2 separate regions of the Homo sapiens genome follow, and region 2 is linked to region 1. A link is an interaction called in ENCODE POLR2A ChIA-PET data of the cell type or tissue named here. Cell type or tissue: A673. All regions are shown on one strand. Links, peaks and the distances in the headings refer to the core of each region. The heading gives the core; the rest is flanking DNA. Region 1 has its middle 110 kb from the start of RPAP3. Region 2 has its middle 89 kb from the start of LINC00938.

The links. ChIA-PET counts read pairs that join two places held together with the same protein. Peaks named below come from ENCODE experiments on the same cell type or tissue, not always from the same donor. Only the 100,000 strongest peaks of a DNase experiment are listed, where the experiment ranks them.
Region 2: POLR2A ChIA-PET joins it to region 1 with 9 read pairs; 2 of 35 experiments call an interaction of 5 or more read pairs at or near these places.

What each region holds. Positions count from the first base shown.
Region 1 is chr12:47,591,375-47,601,447 of GRCh38, forward strand. No RefSeq gene overlaps it. Among named protein-coding and RNA genes, the nearest start is that of RPAP3, 110 kb to the right of the region's middle. In A673, for the core only: no CTCF peak of the experiment used is centred there; no DNase peak of the experiment used is centred there.
Region 2 is chr12:45,634,331-45,644,403 of GRCh38, forward strand. No RefSeq gene overlaps it. Among named protein-coding and RNA genes, the nearest start is that of LINC00938, 89 kb to the right of the region's middle. RefSeq lists a silencer at 256-550. In A673, for the core only: no CTCF peak of the experiment used is centred there; a DNase peak (open chromatin) is centred at 4,261.

The DNA of each region.
Region 1 (10,073 bases), core at 1,707-6,706:
GTACGATGGGCAGGGAAGATATTCAGGGACATGAGGGTCTCCTGGTGCCCCTTGGAGCAGCCTAATAGCCTCTACTCGTTGGGCACACAGCCTGCATTCAAATGAGCACCACAGGGAGAAACAATTGTAGACAGAATTCAAATTAGGAACGTGGCCAAATAGCTTTTAGATGCAACAGACTATTTGAGAAACTTCCAGAGAGAAATAGCCTGTGCTGTTAGCTCCTTCTGGGAGGAGCCACTCTTTCCAGTGTCACAGGGGCCAGGAAGCTCACGCTTGGAAACCCCACAGCCAAAACTAAACCTTCTTGCTGACATTCCATCTCAATTTGACTCTTTTATTTCATGTCCAGCCCAAGACTGACAACATGACACACTTTTGTTTTTGTTCCAGAAAGCAAACAAATGTAAAGCTTTGTACATGGAGAAAAAGGCCAAATGTGGCTATTATTCCTCATTAAAACTTCAAGTGTCAAGCTCTAAACCCCCAGGAAGATGGTAAGCAGGAATAGCTGAGAGACATTTACTGCCCGAGAGAGGAAGTGAAAGATAGACAGGGAAGGACAATACAATTGTGCTGTCCCCACCAGTGCTGCTATTTCCAGGGTCTTGCTGAGCAGAGCCTGGGCTGTAGAGTGAGTTCCAATCCCATGCCTCGAGCCATATCTGTCATCCTGTAGCCTCAGCTGCTGCCTTCAAGAAACACATCTCAGCCTCACGCTGGGAGGCAGGAGGTGGGTGTCCTTTCAGCACAGCTGTGCCTCGGATTCAAGACCTTATGTGACATTCCAGACTCATCACCACCAAGAAAAATAAAGATGCATGATTTCATTTAATCCTCACTACAATCCAGTGGAAAGGTATTAATTTAATCCCCATTTTATGTGTGAGGAAATTAAGGTTTAGAGAGATTAAGTAACTTGAAAAGGATTAAAATTATGAAATGAGGACCTGGATGCAATCGGGATGCCTCCTGTCTTGAGAGAGAGAGAGAGGAAATGGCAAAAATGCATCCCTTTTATTTTTATTTAATTTAATTTATGTATTTATTTGAGATGGAGTTTTGCTCTTATTGCCCAGCCTGGAGTGCAATGGCACGAACTCAGCTCACTGCAACCTCCGTCTCCCAGGTTCAAGCAATTCTCCTGCCTCAGCCTCCCGAGTAGCTGGAATTACAGGTGCCTGCCACCACAGCGGCTATTTTTTGTTGTTGTTGTTGTATTTTTAGTAGAGACAAGGTTTCACTATGTTGGCCAGGCTGGTCTCGAACTCCTGACCTCAGGCGATCTACCCTCTTCAGCCTCCCAAAGTGCTGGGATTACAGGCATGAGCCAATGTGCCTGGCCGCCTCCCTTTTAAAAAAGCTGACGTATCCTACATTTTGTATTTGCTCATCAGTCACATGAGAAGGTAGACTTGGAGAATATATGTGAGCTGTGGAGGCACAGTGGCATTAGGTCACATGTAGGTGTCACCATTACCTGGCACAGAATCCCTGTGAGAAACTGGTGTCTTCCCCCATTTACCCATGAAGAGACTAAGGCTTCACCAAGTCAAGATGGGCCGAAGCCATCAAGTTAAGAAGTGGAGACGCTAGAAGAAAAAGCTCATTTCCCACCCAGTCTAGACCCCTTCCAGCCAACTTCAGCTGCCTCCCAAATTCTTTCTTCACTCCTGTGGTGTGCTCCAAACTGTGCTGTATATTTATTATTTTATTTAATGCACACAACAGCTTGGATGGCATCATATTATTGTGCATTGAAAATTACCAGAGTTCCATCGAAGCTGGGAGTTGAGCCGTTGTTCTTGTGCACTGCTGCCATTGCCATTGACAATGCAGAACTTTGTGAACACCTTGACAGGTAAGACCATTACCCTTGAGGTCAAGCCCAGTGACACCATTGAGAATGTCAAGGCAAAGATTCAAGACAAGGATGGCCTTCTCCCTGACCAGCAGAGGTTGATCTTTGCCAGAAACAACTGGAAGATGAGCACACCATCTGACTATGACATCCCCAAAGGTCCACTTGGCACTTGTTTCTGTACTTGAGGGGAGGTGTCTAAGTTTTCCCTTTCTTTTGAGCTTTCAACAAATCTCATTGCACTTTTCTTTTAATAAAGTTGTAGCCCTACCCTCCCCCAACAAAAATTGCAAGTGTTAGAGCTTTGAGACTTTCAAATAAAATGCATGAAGCTTTACATTTCAATCCTTGTGTTGGTACCAAGGTTTGGCCACTCTGAGAATACACAGGCAGAGAACACATTATCCATTTCTACAGTATTTCAGTTCTGGGTCTGAAAAGACCTAAGTCTGAAGGTAGAAAAAAAAATCATATAATGGAGGATAATATTGAAGTTTTTTAAAAAGATAGAAAAGCTTATTTCCCATTTGATCCACCAGCCCAGGTAACAAGCAATGCCTTGGGTCACCTTTCAACACAACTACAACATAATGAAGCTTCTGCAGACAGTCTCTCAGGGCCTTAACTTTACTCATTTGAAGCTGGTACTGAGGTATTTTAAATTATGTTTTAATTTCTTTATCCCACCATGACAGAATTATGTGTCTGGGAGATTCGTTGTGACATTATGTCCGCAGAATTAGCTGTGAATCAGGAATGAGTGTGCCCCCAAGCAGCTCCATTTACTTGATATTATAAAGTGAAAATGTCATGGCTAATAATGCATGTCTGAGTTGTACTCAGTTTAGTGAAAGTCTGAGGCTGAAAACCTTCTGAACCAAAGAAAAAAATTTAAGATCTCACTTTTGGGGGGTACAGTAGATAGAAGAATTTTAAGGGCAGAGTTCTAAACTTTGTCTCTGCTCCCTGCAATGGCATTCTACACGATATACTCTTGAAGGGGGGGCTTGTGCTGGGGTGGGGGTGGGTGGTACATGGGAGACTCTTGACTGGCTGGCAGGGTACTAGGTCTAGGGGGAGGATTACAGGGAAGGAGGTTACTTTCTAAAAATTCACTAAGCTGCTCATGTATTTAATGCAGTTTTCTGTGTTTGTTATTTTTAACAACTTTTAAGGTATTTTTGTTTTATTAAAGGGGCCCACTATGGGCAAGGCAGGGTGCCAAGCTCCATGGGTTTAAGATCCCCTGCATCTCTTTTGTTCACTGCTGACTCTTAAGCACTCAGAAAAGTGCTTGGCACATAGCAGACACCCAGTACATATTTGTTGAACATTGTTGAAGATCACACAGAAGAAAAAGACATTCATCATTAGATATTGTCAAAACCCACAGGATATACATCAAGAGTGAGCCCTAATGGAAACTAAGTACTTTGGGTGATAATGATGTCTCAGTTCATGTTACATCATGGATTGTAACAAATGTGCCACTCTGGTGCAGAAATGTTGACCATGGAGAAGGTTGTACATGTGTGTTATGGGTATATGGGAAATCTCTGTAATGTCCTCTCAATTTTGTTGTGAACTAAAACTGCTCTAACAAATAAAGTCTATTTTTTAAAAATGTTAAGACATTAATTTATTCATTTCCTGCTAGAGATACTTGATAAAATGAATACACCTGGTAGGACTCAGTCTCATTCGGTAAGTCAAGGGGCCTAGGAGCCAGAATTATTTTTAATTTTGTATTATGAATATTTTCAAACACATAGAAAGATGGAGAATTGTTGGCCCGACGCAGTGGCTCATACCTGTAATCCCAGCACTTTGGGAGGCTGAGGAAGGTGGATCACCTGAGGTCAGGAGTTCAAGCCTAGTCAACATGGTGAAACCCCGTCTCTACTAAAAATACAAAAATTAGCTGGGCATGGCGGCAGGCGCCTGTAATCCTAGCTACTCTGGAGGCTGAGGCAGAAGAATTGCTGGGACCCGGGAGGTGGAGGTTGTAGTGAGCTGAGATCGTGCCATTGCACTCCAGCCTGGGCGACAATAGCGGGACTCTGTCTAAAAAAAAAAAAAAAAGCCAGGCACAGTGGCTCCTGCCTGTAATCCCAGCACTTTGGGAGGCCAAGGCAGGCGAATCACCTGAGGTCAGGAGTTCAAGACCAGCCTGACCAACATAGAGAAACCCGGTCTCTACTAAAAATGCAAAATTAGCTGGGCGTGGTGGCGCATGCCTGTAATCCCAGCTACTTGGGAGGCTGAGGCAGGAGAATTGCTTGAACCCAGGAGGCAGAGGTTGCAGTGAGCCAAGATGGCACCATTGCACTCCGGCCTGGGCAACAAGAGCAAAACTCCGTCTCAAAAAAAAAAAAAAAAGAAAAGAAAGATGGAGAAGTGTCTAATGACCACTCATATATCCACTACCTAGATTGCCAGTTAACATTTTTACCATGTTTGCCTCAACTTTTTTGCTAAAGTATTTTGCACAAATTATATAGACACCATGAAAATAAGAACATTTTCCTTACTAAAATCAATACCATTGTAGAGCTAACAAAATTAACAATTATTTATTATCCTCATCTAATACCTGACTCATATTTAAACCTTGCCAATAGCTTTACAAAAAAGTGTTATTCCTAGTTTATTCTTACCAAGATCCAATCAAAGTCCATGTATTACATTTGGTTGTTATATCTCTTAAATCACTTGTAACCTTTATGAGTGCTCTCCCAACTCCCTGTACCCTTTATTTGACATAACATCAACTTGGTGAAGAGACCAGGCCAGATGTCCCTCAGAATAGCTGATATAGTTTGGATATTTGTCCCTGCCCAAATTTCATGTCAAATCGTAATCCCCAGTGTTGGAGGTGGGGCCTGGTGGGAGGTGATTGGATCATGGAGGCAGGTCCTTCACGAATAGTTTAGCACCATCCTGATGCTAAAGTTGGTGTTGTTCTCCTGATAGAGTCCTCACACGATCTGGTTATTTAAAAGTTTATGGCACCTCCCGCTTCTCGCTCTCTTCCTCCTGCTCCAACCATGTGAAGGGTTGGCTCTCCCTCTGCCTTCTGCCATGATTCTAAGTTCCCTGTGGCCTCCCCAAAAGCTGATGCTGCCATACTTCCTGTACAGCCTGCAGAACTGTGAGCCAATTAAACCTCTTTTCTTTATAAATTACCCAGTCTCATGTATTTCCTTATAGCAATGCGAGAAAAGACTAATAAGCTACTTTCAGATTTTGTCCAACTGCTGAATTTGTAGTGTCATTTAATTTATTCCACTAACCCATGCATTCCTTACACTTAAATCTAGAGATTGTAAATTTACATTTTAGATAAGACATCACTACTGATGCTGTGTAATATTGCAACACATTGTGAGGTGTGTCATATTTAATTGACCCATTATCAGTAAGCCAGAGACAGCTTCAGCCCTCCATTGTAAAGTTTCATTTTTTTTCAACCATCAAATAATCTATGGAGTAATACTTCAGCAGCACTAGTGTTTCCAAGTCTCCACTTATCTGTCACCTAATGGTTTCATCATCCACTGAATGATTCTTATCTCAATCAATTACTTCATTAAGGGTTGCAAAATGGTGATTTCTTCCATTCCTTCTATACTTATTAGCTGGCAGTCTTTAAGAGAGAGAGAGAGAGACTGGGGCTGGGTGCAGTGGCTCATGCCTGTAATCGCAGAACTTTGGGAGGCCAAGGCAGGCGGATCACAAGGTCAGGAGTTCAAGACCAGCCTGACCAAGATAGTGAAACCCCATCTCTACTAAAAATAGAAAAATTAGCCAGGCATGGTGGCACACGCCTGTAGTCCCAGCTACTCAGGAGACTGAGGCAGGAGAATCACTTGAACCTGGGAGGTGAAGGTTGCAGTGAGCCGAGATCACACCACTGCACTCCAGTCTTGGTGACAGAGTGAGACTCTGTTACATAAAAAAAAAAAAGAGAGAGAGAGAGAGTAAAAGAGAAGGAGAGAAATTTGTCTCATTAACTGCTTCTACTGAAAAGGCAAGGTAAATAATCATTAACTTTGAATTATCATTTTTCAGAATAAGGAGTAGGTGACAAATGATATTTTGTTTTCCTTTGTTCTCTGGTTTTCTCTTTTCTGAATATCATTTTACAGACTTGCAGATTTTTATACATTCAGTGTGTTTCATTCCATTGCAGTCATTTTTTTGAAGCTCAAATAGTTCCATCTTTAACCATTAAGAGCTCTTAATAAACTGGCTCTTTTTCTGGCACAAAGCAAGATGTCCCAGGCTCACCTTGTACAATCCCTCGCCCACACTCAAAATCAGCCATTACTCTAAAGACCCTGGTTTCTTTTAATGGGGAATGGTATTTAGTCATCAAAATCTAAGTGCTAGGAGTACTTACCTCTGTTGGGTTGTCAATGTTTCTAGGCCCTCCCTTTCAATGAACAGAGGTGAAGGGGGATATCTATGTATACATGTGTAGGTATATATATGTGTATATATATATATATATATATATATATATATATTTTTTTTTTTTTTTTTTTTTTTTTTTTGAGACAGAGTCTTGCTGTCACCCAGTCTGGAGTGCAGTGGTGTGATCTCGGCTCACTGCAAGCTCTGCCTCCTGGTTCATGCCATTCTCCTGCCTCAGCCTTCCAAGTAGCTGGGACTACAGGCTCCCACCACCACATCTGGCTAATTTTTTGTATTTTTAGTAGAGATGGGGTTTCACCGTGTTAGCCAGGATGGTCTCGATCTCCTGACCTCATGATCTACCCGCCTTGGCCTCCCAAAGTGCTGGGATTACAGGCATGAGCCACCATGCCTGGCCATATGTATATATTTTTAAATTATGTATTCATATTGAAATTTCCAATACAAATTTAATAACATGGGGGTTTTAACATTTTTTGTTTTTATACTTACATTGCTTTTCTCTTATCCTAAAAATTTTAGTGGTTAACAACATGAACATAGTACTTATTTTCTTATCTTGCAATATACATCAAATAGTTTCAAAATAAAAAATTCCAATATAACTTGCTTTAAGCTCCTGAATTTAAGATCTCTTGTCCCAAGAATATATCCCACTAAGCATGTACAGTTATTGTCTTCTAAAGGATTTGAAATAATTATTTTCTTGCTATGTTTGTTGTCAATTTGATCTATTATTAGATTTATTTATTTTCCATTTTAGGGACTTCTTTTTGAATATTAAAAGATTTACTTAGTCAAAACAATCAAAATTATCAAGTCTTGTTTCCGTCTCCTCCATCTTATAATATCATTAAAAAGTTAACATTTTTACACTTTTTCATATTCCTTCTCTTCCTCTCCTCTCCCTTCCCTTCCTGAACAATTCAGTCCTAATGCCCATAAGCAGGTCAGACTAAAGCAGGTGGCTATGGCAGAGAGTAGAGGGAACTGTGGTTCTCCACAGCAGGGGCCAGAGCCCAAGCTGGGTAAGGGGGATGTCCACAAATGGGGGTGGCTCAGCAGAAGTTGTCAGAGCTGGGGTGGGATGAAGAAAGCTTCCACACAGTGTTTCCACCTGGTGCAAGTATCAGAACACAGGAGGAGTAAGGAGAGTATCTGCATGGGAAGAGGGCAGAAACAGTGATGGAAGATTGGCTACATACAGGTGGGTTGAGCAAATAACTTAAATATAGTAAGGAAAATGGGAGACAGGTTTCTCAGTATCCAAGAATGGAGTTACTAATATGGAAAGGGAGAAAACTAGAATGAATCTTGTGATATTAGATAGAAAGCAGAGGAATCAGGCTAAACTCTGTTTTCAAAATATGTGCATATATATAGAAATAAATGTAGATGTAAATTTATATACACACAAACACATATAGATATTCATCTGTCCACTGAGACAGCATGAGTGCAGTGACACCCCAATAGTAATGAGCACACCTATCACTTAAATCTTAGTTTCTAAACACCATTCTCCACTAAAAGGAACCAGGTGTCTTTGTAGAAATGACTGATTCCAGGGCTAAGGCAGAGGAAGTACAACATTAGTTTAGAGCATCTTGTACCAAAAAAAATAAGGAAGTACTCCAAGAATAATGAAATCATCTCAAAAGGACACAAAAGCCAGCTTGAAAGGGCTCTCATAGTCAAATCTAAGATAATTTGGGCCTCAAAATAAATAACGATAGTGTGATTTGGCCGTTCTTGCATTGCTATAAATACCTGAGACTGGGTAATTTATAAAGAAAAGAGGTTCGATTGGCTCACAGTTCTGCAAGCTTTTGAGATGATGCTTTTGAGTTCTGTCCTTTTGAGATGATTTCATTATTCTTGGAGTACTTCCTTATTTTTTTGGTACAAGATGCTCTAAACTAATGCTGTACTTCCTCTGCCTTAGCCCTGGAATCAGTCATTTCTACAAAGACACCTGGTTCCTTTTAGTGGAGAATGGTGTTTAGAAACTAAGATTTAAGTGATAGGTATGCTCATTACTATTGGGGTGTCACTGCACTCATGCTGTCTCAGTGGACAGATGAATATCTATATGTGTTTGTGTGTACATAAATTTACATCTACATTTATTTCTATATATATGCACATATTTCAAAAACAGAGTTTAGCCTGATTCCTCTGCTTTCTATCTAATATCACAAGATACATGGTGCTGGCATCTGCTCAGCCTTTGGTGAATCCTCAGGGAGCTTTCAATCCTGGTGGAAGGTGAAGGACAAACAGGCATATCCCATGGTGATGAAAGCAAGTGAAAGATGGGCAGGGGAAATGCCACACACTTTTAAATGACCAGATCCCACGTGAACTGAGAGTGAGAGCTCACTTATCACCAAGGGGATGGTCCAAGCCATTCATGAGGAATCCACTCCCATGGCCCAAACACCTCCCGCCAGGCCCCACCTCCAACACTGGGGATTACAGTTCAACATGAGATTTGGGTGGGGACAAGTATCCAAACTAGATCAGATAGTGACATTATAACCCATGAATACAATAGGAAATCATGATATTCATTAATTAATCAATAAAAAGTTTGTTGAGGAACAAGATACTGTATTTACATGGCGTAAAAGCACCTTCCTGCAAATGTATATTAATTACAAAGGAGAAAAAGCTTAACTCCAGTGGAGGAGGACTCCTCCAAGTGATCAAGCTCAACATGATCAGTAATAGAACAACCCAAAATTATGCACCACCTGATAAGGTGCAATAAGAACACACATCATTTCTGTGATATTCCTGCCAAAAATGTACAGCCCAAATGTAATCATGAGGAAATAGGAAACTCTTCAACATAACTGGCCTGTAATCTTCAAAATCTTCAAAGTGTCATGAAAGTGAAGACTGAAGAACTGATCCAGATGTTAGAAGACTAAAGAAACTGGACTCTAAATGCAGTGTGTGATGCTCAACGTGATCCTTTTGCACTAAAGGACAATACAGGCACAAGTGCTGAAACTGGATGGGGTCTAGGGATTCGATGGCAGTCATGTTTTGATGTTAATTCCCTGATGTAATGAGCATACTGTGTCCCCGAAAAAGGCACATTAAACATTTTGGTGTTGGAAGGATCACCATTTCAGCAATTTACTCAAAATGATGGTGAAAAAGAGGTATTTGTACCAGACTTGTAACTTTTCTTTAAATTTGAGATTATTTTAAAATAAAAGGTATTTTTTAAGTTTTAGATAGCTTTATTAGCTATTTTTATTAGTTTCTGATTTAACCTTTCAGTGATTGGCAGAGCAAATTTAAGAAAAATATACATAAATTCTTATTTCCTCCCTTCTTATGCAAACCTAGGATGTTCTGCAACCTCCTTTTAATTTTTTTCACATGTAACAATATATTCTGGATAACATTTCACATGAGTACATGTGGAGATCTTCCTCACTCTCTTTTATGGTTGCATAGTGCTCCATGCCCTCAAATGATGCTCATTTGACATATTTCCAATTTTTTCCTATTTAAAAATAAAAGCCACACTGAATGACCTTTGTGCATGAGTCATTTTGTACTTATTCAGGTATATGTCTAGAATACATCTCTAGGAGTGGAATTGCTGGGTCAAAAAGTAGGTGATTTTTTAATTTATGATATTGCCACATTCTCCTGCAGAGTAGCAGTTTGCATTTCCACAACCCCACAAATAGAATGGGTTTAGATTTTTGCCAATCTGACAGGTAATTTAAATTTATTTTACTGTTAGTGTGGT
Region 2 (10,073 bases), core at 1,728-6,727, 2.0 Mb before region 1:
TCACTTGTGCCATTTAAAAATAAAAGAAAGAAAACATGTTTTTCCTGCAAGTCAGGAGGGCATATACCTATTTTATAGTGGACAGATCACCAAAAGACAAATAGACAGAATGAAACTATGAAAAAGACTCAACTTGAGAGAAGGGGAAAACCCAAGGAAAAGTGATCATTAGAATGTGACATGAACTAGAGAGGTAGAAAAAAGCTGAGTTTTTTCGTTTGTTTGTTTAGGTAAAGTTTCTGTAGGCTGATGGACTAGAAAGAAAACATCAACAACTTTTACAGTAGAGAAAAGCTTGAGTTTTGAAAAGCAGAGAATGAAGTGACTCAAAGACAACCTCCCATGCCCCTGACCCGCCTTGTGCTCAGCAGCCCTGGGGCGGCGCTGGATGCTGGACCAGCCCCTCCCTGAGCAGCCCTTCTCCAGACTTGCCTCCTCAGTCTGTCAGGCCCTTTTCTCTCTGGGCTCTTGCCTTTAGCAGTTTCCTAGCACCCCATGGGTTTAATTAGCAATTTGATGCAGACAGTCCCCAAAGCGCATCTCCAGAGGTGACCCTCTCTCCTGGGTCACATTCTTCATTTCGAATTCCCTGCTAGTATCCTGTCCTAATATGTCAAAAACAGAACCCATAATCCCCCTCATCTTCCTATTTCCATTTGTTGTTAGTGATAGTACTATCACACCCCAGCCATATAATTTTGGGTCAGAATCTCTTTTCTCCTCCTCCTCCCTTTCCCTGTTTTGTGCCATCAGTTGCTCATATCTGTTGAATCTTCCTCGTGTGTATCTTTCAATTCTGCATTTGAGTGGGGCCTGAAATAGTCCCTATAAACTTTCACCTAAACTGCTGCAATAGTAGGTTAGGTTCCTCTCTGAGGACAGCCAGAATTCATTTCACACGCTGCTGGAAATCTCTTGGAAACAAGTTTATCCATGCAACACAAATTTACTGAGCACCTGTTCATATACCAGGCACTGTTCTAGGCCTTGTAGGTGCAGGTGAATCAGAAGTAAATAAGACAAGATCTCAACTCTTCTAGAGCTTACATTCTAGTGAGCTGTGGCGGACGATTAACAAGAGACCAGAGAGGTAAATAAAACTTCAGAAAATAAGTGCCTTGAAAGAACAATAGATGGGTAATTGCATTGGTAGGAGGTGGGTGGTACTGACAGCTTTTGATAGCGTGGTCAAGAAAGGCTTCTCTGAAGAAACAGCCCAGGGCTGAGACCTGACTGAGCTGAGCCTTGCTTCTCAGGGCTAAACATGTCAGGATGAAGAGCCAGAAAGCGAGAAAGGCCTAGGCAGGGGCAGCTCACAGAGGGCCTTGTAGGAGTCTGGATTTTGTCCTTACTGTGAAGGAAACACATTGGAGGGTTTTAAGCAGGGATCAGATCTAAGCCAATTTAATATGTTAAAAGATTACTCCAGCAACTATGTGGAGAATAGCTTGTATGGGGCTGAGGTATGGGAAAGGTGGTAGCAAAGAGAAACTTAGGAGCTATAGAAGTTGTCCAAATGAGAGATGATGGTGACTTGAACCGGGGAGGCACCAAAAATATGTTGAGAGGTGGTTTGGAGTGTTGAGTTAAGAGGAATTGATTGATAGGTTTATTGTGGGGCATGAAGGAAATCATTGATGCTGATATAGTTTAGGTATGTGTCCCCTCTAAATCTCATGTTGAGATGAAATACCCATTGTTGGAGGTGGGGTCATGTGGGAGGTGATTGGATCATGGGGGCAGATCCTTTCTGGCTTGGTGCTGTCCTCGTGATAGTGAGTGAGTTCTCCCGAGCTCTGGTTAAGTGTGTGGCACCTCCCCCTCACTCTCTCTCTCTCTCTCTTGCTCCTGCTCTCACCATGTGACACACTGGCTCCCACTTTCTCTTCCACCGTGAGTAAAAGTTCCCTGAGTCCTCCCCAGAAGCCAAGCAGATGCCGGTGCCATGCTTCCTGTACAGCCTGCAGAAACTTGAGCCAACTAAACATCTTTTCCTTATAAATTACCCAATCTCGGGTATTTCTTTATAGCAACACAAGAACAGCTTAATTCAGATGGTTTCACAGTTTTGGCCTGAGCAACCATGTGACAAAAGTCTATTAACTAAGATTATAAATATTAGTTGACAAATATGTTTGGAGGGCAAGGACAGAGACATGTTAGGTTTGAGATGCCTATTAGACATTTGTTGTAGGATGATATTTTAACTATTTATCTTGCATAATTTCTAGCTTTTTATTTTGAAAAATCCCAAACATACACAAAAAAAGGAAGAACAAAATAATAGACACCCATGTATCCATCATCTGGCTTCAACAATTACCAGTATTTGGCAAATCATGTTTCATTTCTACCCACACATGTACAGTTGCCCTCTCCCCACCCAGCTGGGGTATTTTTGAGTAATTTCCAGACATTATAGCATTTTACTCCCAAATTCTTTTTATCTAATAATTGGACATCCTTTTATAACATATTCACAAAACTATGATCAAACCTAACAAAATTACCACAACTTTCTTCATAGCATCTACTATCCAACACCCATTGTTTAAAATTTTCTAATTGCAGGTATGTAATTAAGAGCTTAGAAATAAACCCTTGAATATACTGTCAAATGATTTTTAACAAAGATGACAAGACCATCCAATGTAGAAAAGACATGGTTTTCAACAGATGGTGCTGGGAAAACATGAAAAAGAATGAAATTGGGCCCTCACCTAAGACTGTATGCAAAAAAAAAAAATTCAAAATAGATAAAAAATCTAACAGCTACACTATAAATATCTTAGAAAAAATCATAGATATGTATCTTCATGACATTAGATTTGGCATTGATTTCTTAGATATGACAGCAAAAGAAAGATCAACTGGAGTTCATCAAAATGTAAACCTTTTGTACATCAAAGGATACTATCAACCAAGTGAAAAGGCAACTCATGAAATGTCATAAAATATTTGTAAATTACATATCTAATAAGGAGTTAATATCCAAAATATATAATGAACTTGCACAACTCAACAACAAAGAAACCCAATTTTAAAATGGGCAAAGGACTTGAAGAGACCTTTTTCCAAAGAAGATGTACAAAAACCAATAAGCACGTTAAATGATGTTCAACATCACTAGTCACCAGGGAAATACAAATAAAAACCACAATTAGATACTAACCAACACCCATTAGGATGGCCATTATAAACAAACAAACAAACAAACGAACAAAAAACCCAGATAATTAGTGTTGGTGAGGATGTGGAGAAATTGAAACCCACATTGCTGGTGGAAATGTAAAATTGTACTGCCACTGTGGAAAACAGTATGGTGATCCCTCCAAAAATTCAAAATAGGCTACTATATGATCCAGCAATTCCCCTTCAGAATATACAGCCAAAAAAATTCAAAGCAGAGACTCAACAGATATTTGTACACCCATATTCATACAGCATTTTTCACAATAGCCAAAAGGTGGAAGCAATCCAAGGGTTCATGGACAGATGAATGAATAAACAAAATGTGGTATATACATACCATAGAATATTACTCAGCTTCTAAAAGGAAGGAAATTCTAACATATGCTACAGCATGGATGAAACTTGAAGACATTAGCTAAGTGAAATAAGTCATTCGCAAAAGGACAAAGAGCTGTTTGATTCCATTCATATGAAGTACTTAACAGTAGTCAAATTCACAAACATAAAAAATAGAATGGCAGTTGCCAGTAGGAGGGGTTAAGAGGAATGGGGAAAGGATAGTGCTTTTTTTTTTTTATGTGTATACAGTTTCAGTTTTGCAAAATAAAAACCGTTCTGGATATTGATTGCACAAAAATGTGAATGAACTTAACACTACTGAACTATATGCTTAAAATGGTTAATATGGCAAACTTATCTTACATATATGTTACCATAAGAAAAAAACATTTCCACTTGCATCATAAATGTCTTTTTACAATTGGGTTGTTTGGATAGGGATTCAAAGAAAGTCCACAGATTGCATTTGGTGTCTTGGTTTCCTAATTCTCTATTAACTGATAACAATTCTTTGTCACCCAACCCCCTGTTTATCTTTTATTGTTGAAAAAACCAAGTTGTTTGGTTCATTAAATTTCCACATTCTGGATTGGCTGATTGCATTCTTATGGTGTCATTTAACATGTTCTATTTCCTATCCTTGGTAGCTAAGTCTAAAGCGTTGATTAGATTCATGTTCCAGTTTTTTGGTAATGATATTTCCTAGGCAACACTGTGTACTTTCTATTGTATCATGACAGGAAGCACTTGCTGTGCCACTCTTTTTCTGATGTTAAGATTGATGTCTGAATGCAGGCAGGCATTGTCAGCCTGATCTATCCATTATAAAGTTCTCCATCAACTTCTCACCCAGCAGTTCTAGCAGCCTTAGAGGGCCATTGATAATCTACCTCCATTATTTTCTTATGGGATCCAAAAAAGAGATTTTTCTAATTCTGTCATTCTCTCAGTACTCATTAGTTGGAATTCTTCTATAAAGATTACTTTTTTCATCAGAACTATTTGATAACTCTAAAGTTTGTTCAAGAAGTCAGGAAAAATGTTTTATTCTTTCCCTTATTAATTGGTTTTCAGAATAATGGGCTGATGCCTAAGCAACTTTTTATTTTTTCTCTCTTTTTTTTTTTTTTTTTTTTTTTTGAGATGGAGTTTCACTCTGGTGCCCAGGCTGGGGTACAGTGGCATGACCTCAGTTCACTGCAACGTCTGCCTCCTGGGCTCAAACAATTCTCATGCCTCAGCCTCCTGAGTAGCTGGGATTATAGGCACCCACCACCACACCCGGCTAATTTTTGTATTTTTAGTAGAGACAGCGTTTCACCATGTTGGCCAAGCTGGTCTTGAACTCCTGACCTCAAGTGATCTGCCCACCTCGGCCTCCCAAAGTGCTGGGATTACAGGCATGAGACACCGTGCCCGGCTGCTTAGCAACTTTCAAAGTTTACCAATTACTCTTCTGCTTGTTTTATTTGTAAACATGGATTTTTTCATATATTTATTTTCAACTCATTGCATTGCATTCTTTTTCTTCTTTTTTTTTTTTTTTGAGACAAAGTCTGACTCTATTGCCCAGGCTGGAGTGCAGTGGTGTGATCAGTGCTCACTGTGCCTCAACCTCCTAGACAGAAGCAATCCTCCCACTTCAGTAGCTGGGGCTACGGGCATATGCCACCATGTTCAACTAATTTTTTAATTTTTTGTAGAGATGGGGTCTCCCTATGTTGCCCAGCCTGGTCTTGAACTCCTGGACTCAAGCAATCCTCCCATATCGGCCTCCCAAACTGTTGGGATTATAGGCCTGAGCCACCATACCCAACCTCAGTATTCTTTTTGATGCTCAATTTGTCCCATCTCTGGCCAGTGGGAGTCTCAAGTTGGATCCTGAGTCCTTTTAATAAAACCTCAGTCATCTTTATTAGCTTATTTGCTTTCTGTTATCACATGATTTTCTGGAATTATCTTGTATATTTCCTGCTTCAGACCTGGAATCAGCAATTTCTGCCAGGAGCCTTAGGAAATGGTAGTTAGAAACCACAATCCAGGAGGCAGGGATATTAATTGCTACTGAAACATCATTGTTTCTAGGCCTTTTCAATATCCACAGTTAGAAAATAAGTTTTGTTGTTGCTTTGTGTATTAGTCCATTTTCATGCAGCTGATAAAGACATACCCGAGACTGGGCAATTTACAGAAAAAAGAGGTTTAATGGACTTACAGTTCCACATGGCTGGGGAGGCCTCACAATCATGGTAGAAGGTGAAAGGGACATCTCACATGGCAGCAGACAAGAGAAGAGAGCTTGTGCAGGGAGCCTCCCATTTTTAAAATCATCAGATCTCGTGAGACTTATTCACTATCACAAGAACAGTATGGGGGAAACTGCCCCCATGATTCAGTTATCTCCCACCAGTTCCCTCCCACAGCATGTAAGAATTATGGGAGCTACAATTCAAGATGAGATTTGGGTGGGGACACAGACCCAAACTATATCACTTTGTGTTTTGTTCTGTTTTGTTTTTGAGACAGAGTCTTGCTCTGTCACCCAGGCTGGAGTACAGTGGTGCAATCTCGGCTCACTGCAACTTCCGCCTCCCAGGTTCAAGCGATTCTCATGCCTCAGCCTCCCAAGTAGCTGGGATTACAGTTGCACACTGCCATGCCCAGCTAATTTTTGTATTTTTAGTAGAGATGGGGTTTCGCCATGTTGGCCAGGCTGGTCTCGAACACCTGGCCTCATGTGATCTGCCTGACTCTGCCTCTCAAAGTACTGGGATTTCGGACATGAGCCACAACACCTGGCCGTTGCTTTGTGTTTTGTTTGTTTGTTTGTTTTTGTTTGTTGTTGTTGTTTTGAGACAGGGTCTCACTGTATCACTCAGGCTGAAGTGCAGTGGCAAGATCCCAGCTTGCTGCAACCTCGACCTCCTGGGCTCAAGTGATCCTCCCGCCTCAGCCTCCCAATTTGCTGGGACTACAAACATGTGCCACCATGCCCAGCTAATTTTTAGCTTTTTGTGGAGATAGAGTCTCATGATGTTGCCCAGGCTGATCTCAAACTCTTGGGCTCAAATGAACTTCTGCCTCAGCTTCCCAAAGCGCAAGGATTGCAGGCATGAGCCACCATGCCTGGCCTGCTTTGTTGTTTTCCTTTTTTTCAGAGAAAAAAATCATGAGTTCTTATCATATTTCCAGAGTATAGTGTTTTAACTTAACTTCTTTAATTTTTATATATGTATCTCTTTATCCTGAAAATCTTGGTTCCCAGTGACATGACATAATTATTTATTTACTCCATCCCATTATATACATATTATGATTTCAAAATAACAATGCCAATATAAAAACTAACAATATGATATCTAAGTACAGTTTAAGATTTATTTCCAGTTGTGTCCTTAGAATATATTTCACTAAGAATGCATTTCCAAAATTCGTTGTGTCTTAAAGTCACATGTGTGCCTAAGACACAAATTCACAAATATAAAATACATTTGTTTTATTTTGGCTCATTTGGTTTCCAGTTCTTAGAGATTGCATTATTTGTTGTTGTTGTCTTTATTTTTATCTAATTTTATTTTAAAATTGGGTAAAAACATTCACATGGTTCCAAGGTCAAACTAAGTACACTTATCAAAGTATGTTTAGAAAAGTCTAGTATCAATTTTTATCCCTGCCACTCAGTTACCTCCCTCCTCACTCTCTACCAAATAACCATTTTCACTAGTTTTTTGTTTATCATTCCATTATTGTATTAATATATGCAAATATAAATATGTATTTATATTTATATTCCTTTATTAGGTAAAAGGTAGCATATTATAGACACTATTCTGCCCTTAAATTTTTCACCTAATGCTATACATAGCAGGATAGCAAGATATGGAGATTTCTTCATTTCTTTTAACCCCTGCATGGTCATCCATTGTGTGAATATACCATATTTTGTTTCAATTCGTCTCTCATGGCTGGACATTTAGGTTGTTTTCCATTTTGCTGTTATAAATGGTGTTATCATGAATTGCTTTGTACATGTCATTCCATATTTTTCCCAGTGAATCTTTGGGAAAGATTCCTGTAAGTGGGATTGCTGGGTCAAAGCAAAAATGCATATGTAATATTGATAGATATGGACAATCTCCCTTCACCAGAGCTGTACTCCTGTCAATAAGGTATGGAAGTACCAGTTTCTTCAAAGCCTTGCCAACAGAATCCAACTGTTAAACTCTTAGATTTTTGCCAGTCTGAGAGGTGAGAGATGGTATTTTAATGTAGTTTTAATTTTCATCTCTCTAATGATAAACAAGATTGAGCATCTTTTTGTATCACAAGTGGCATTTGTGTTTCTTTTCCTGTGAATTGTGTGCATATTTCTTGTCCAGTTTCATAAGGTTGTTTGTCTTGCTTCTTAATTTGTAGAAGTTCTTTAGATATTAGGGATAGATATTAATCCTTTTTCTGTGAGAGAAATTGCAAATATTTCTCCAGGTGTCATTTGCATTTTTTGTTTGTTAGTTTCTCAAGACAGGGTCTTGCTCTGTCACCTAGGCTGGAGTACAGTGGAGTCATCATAGCTCACTGCAGCCTTGACATCCTGGGCTCAAGAGATCCTTCTGCCTCAGCCTCACAACCAGCTGGAACCACAGGCATGTGCCACTACACCCGGCTATTTTTTTATTTTATTTATTTTTTGTAGAGACGGGGTCTCCCTATGTTACCTAGGCTGATCTCTAACTCCTAGGCTCAAAGGATCCACCTGCCTTGGCCTCCCAAAGTGCTGGGATTACAGGTGTGAACCATTGCACTCAGCATCATTTGTATTTTTACTTTGCTTTTAGGGGTTTTTGCCATGCAGAATTTTAAAAAATTAAACCAAAGTTATCAAACTTTTCTCTTAGTTTTTGGAAATTTTCACTCACATATGGTAAAGGAATTCACCCATGTTTTCTTCTAGTATTTGTACAGTTTTGTTTCTAACCCATTCAGGATTTATACTGGTATATACTACACAGAATAAATCCATTTTTATCGTTTTCATACGCCTATCCATTTGTGCCAACACTGCTTATTTAAAAGTCCATTTTTCCCCACTGATTTCAGATGCTGCTTTTATCATGGTCTGAATTTCCATGTGCAGTTAGGTTTATTTCTGGATATTCTATTTGGTTCCATCAGTTGTCTGTTCATTCACTTGCCAATACAATTTTCTTCTAATTATAGAGACTTTGTAATGTTTTAACATCTGGTTTAAGATCAAGCCTCCCTCTCATTGTTTTCCTTTTTTAGAGTTTTCCAGGCTATTTCTGTTTAGTTGCTTTTCCAAATGAAACATATAATCAATTTGTTTAGCTTCAAGAAAAAAAACTGATAATATTTATCACAATAGATATCTTTTTTTTTTTTTTTTTTTGTGAGACTGAGTCTCGCTCTACCGCCCAGGCTGGAGTGCAGTGGTGCGATCTCGGCTCACTGCAAGCTCCGCCTCTCGGGTTCACGCCATTGTCCTGCCTCAGACTCCGGAGTAGCTGGGACTACAGGCGCCCGCCACCACACCCAGCTAATTTTTTTTTTGTATTTTTAGTAGAGACGGGGCTTCACCGTGTTAGCCAGGATGGTCTCGATCTCCTGACCTCGTGATCCACCCGCCTCGGCCTCCCAAAGTGCTGGGATTACAGGTGTGAGCCATCGCGCCCGGCCTAGATATCTTTATAATATTGAGTCTTCCTATCTAAACTTACGGCCTACTATCTGTTCATATCTATTTTTGTGTCTTTCAGGAGTGTTTTATTCATATATGTTTTGGTCATTTCTTATTATTTATGCCTAGGTACTTTTGTTGGTTTTGCTGCAATTATAAAAGGAGTCTTTAAATCTTCCAACCAGTTGCTATTTTTATATACGGAAGCTATTGCTGGCTGGGCATGGTGGCTCACACCTGTAATCCCAGAACTCTGGGAGGCCAAGGCAGGATCGCTTGAGGCCAGGAATTTAAGACCAGCCTGGGCAAGACTCCATCTCTATTTTTTTTTAAAGCTATGGCTTTCTATATATTGATTTTATAACCTGCACTTTACTAAATTCTGTTAAGTGTTTTGGCAGTTTTTCCAATGATTTTTTTTTTTTTAGTTTTCCTGATATATAATATAATCTGTAAACAGAAATAATTGTATCTATTTTTCTCTAATTCATATGCCTCTGTCTACTGGCACTGGATGATAATTTCAAACTGGTTTTAAATAGTAATGATGACATTGTCCATCCTTGTCTTATTCCTGAATTTGGCAGGTATTTCTCGATTAAGTAAGATGCTGACTTTAGGGATGAGATACATAAAATTTTCAGATGCATTTTTAGTTCCCAATAAATCTGTCACTCCCCCCATTGAGGCTGAGATGGTACTTCAGGATAAAGCAGAAAGCACCAAGAATAGTTGCTTTTCGAATGTTAATGTACATACAAATCACCAAGTGATCTTGTTTAAATGCATATTCTGATTCAGCAGGTATGGGATTGGGGCTGAGATTCTGTAGTTTTAACAAGCTTCC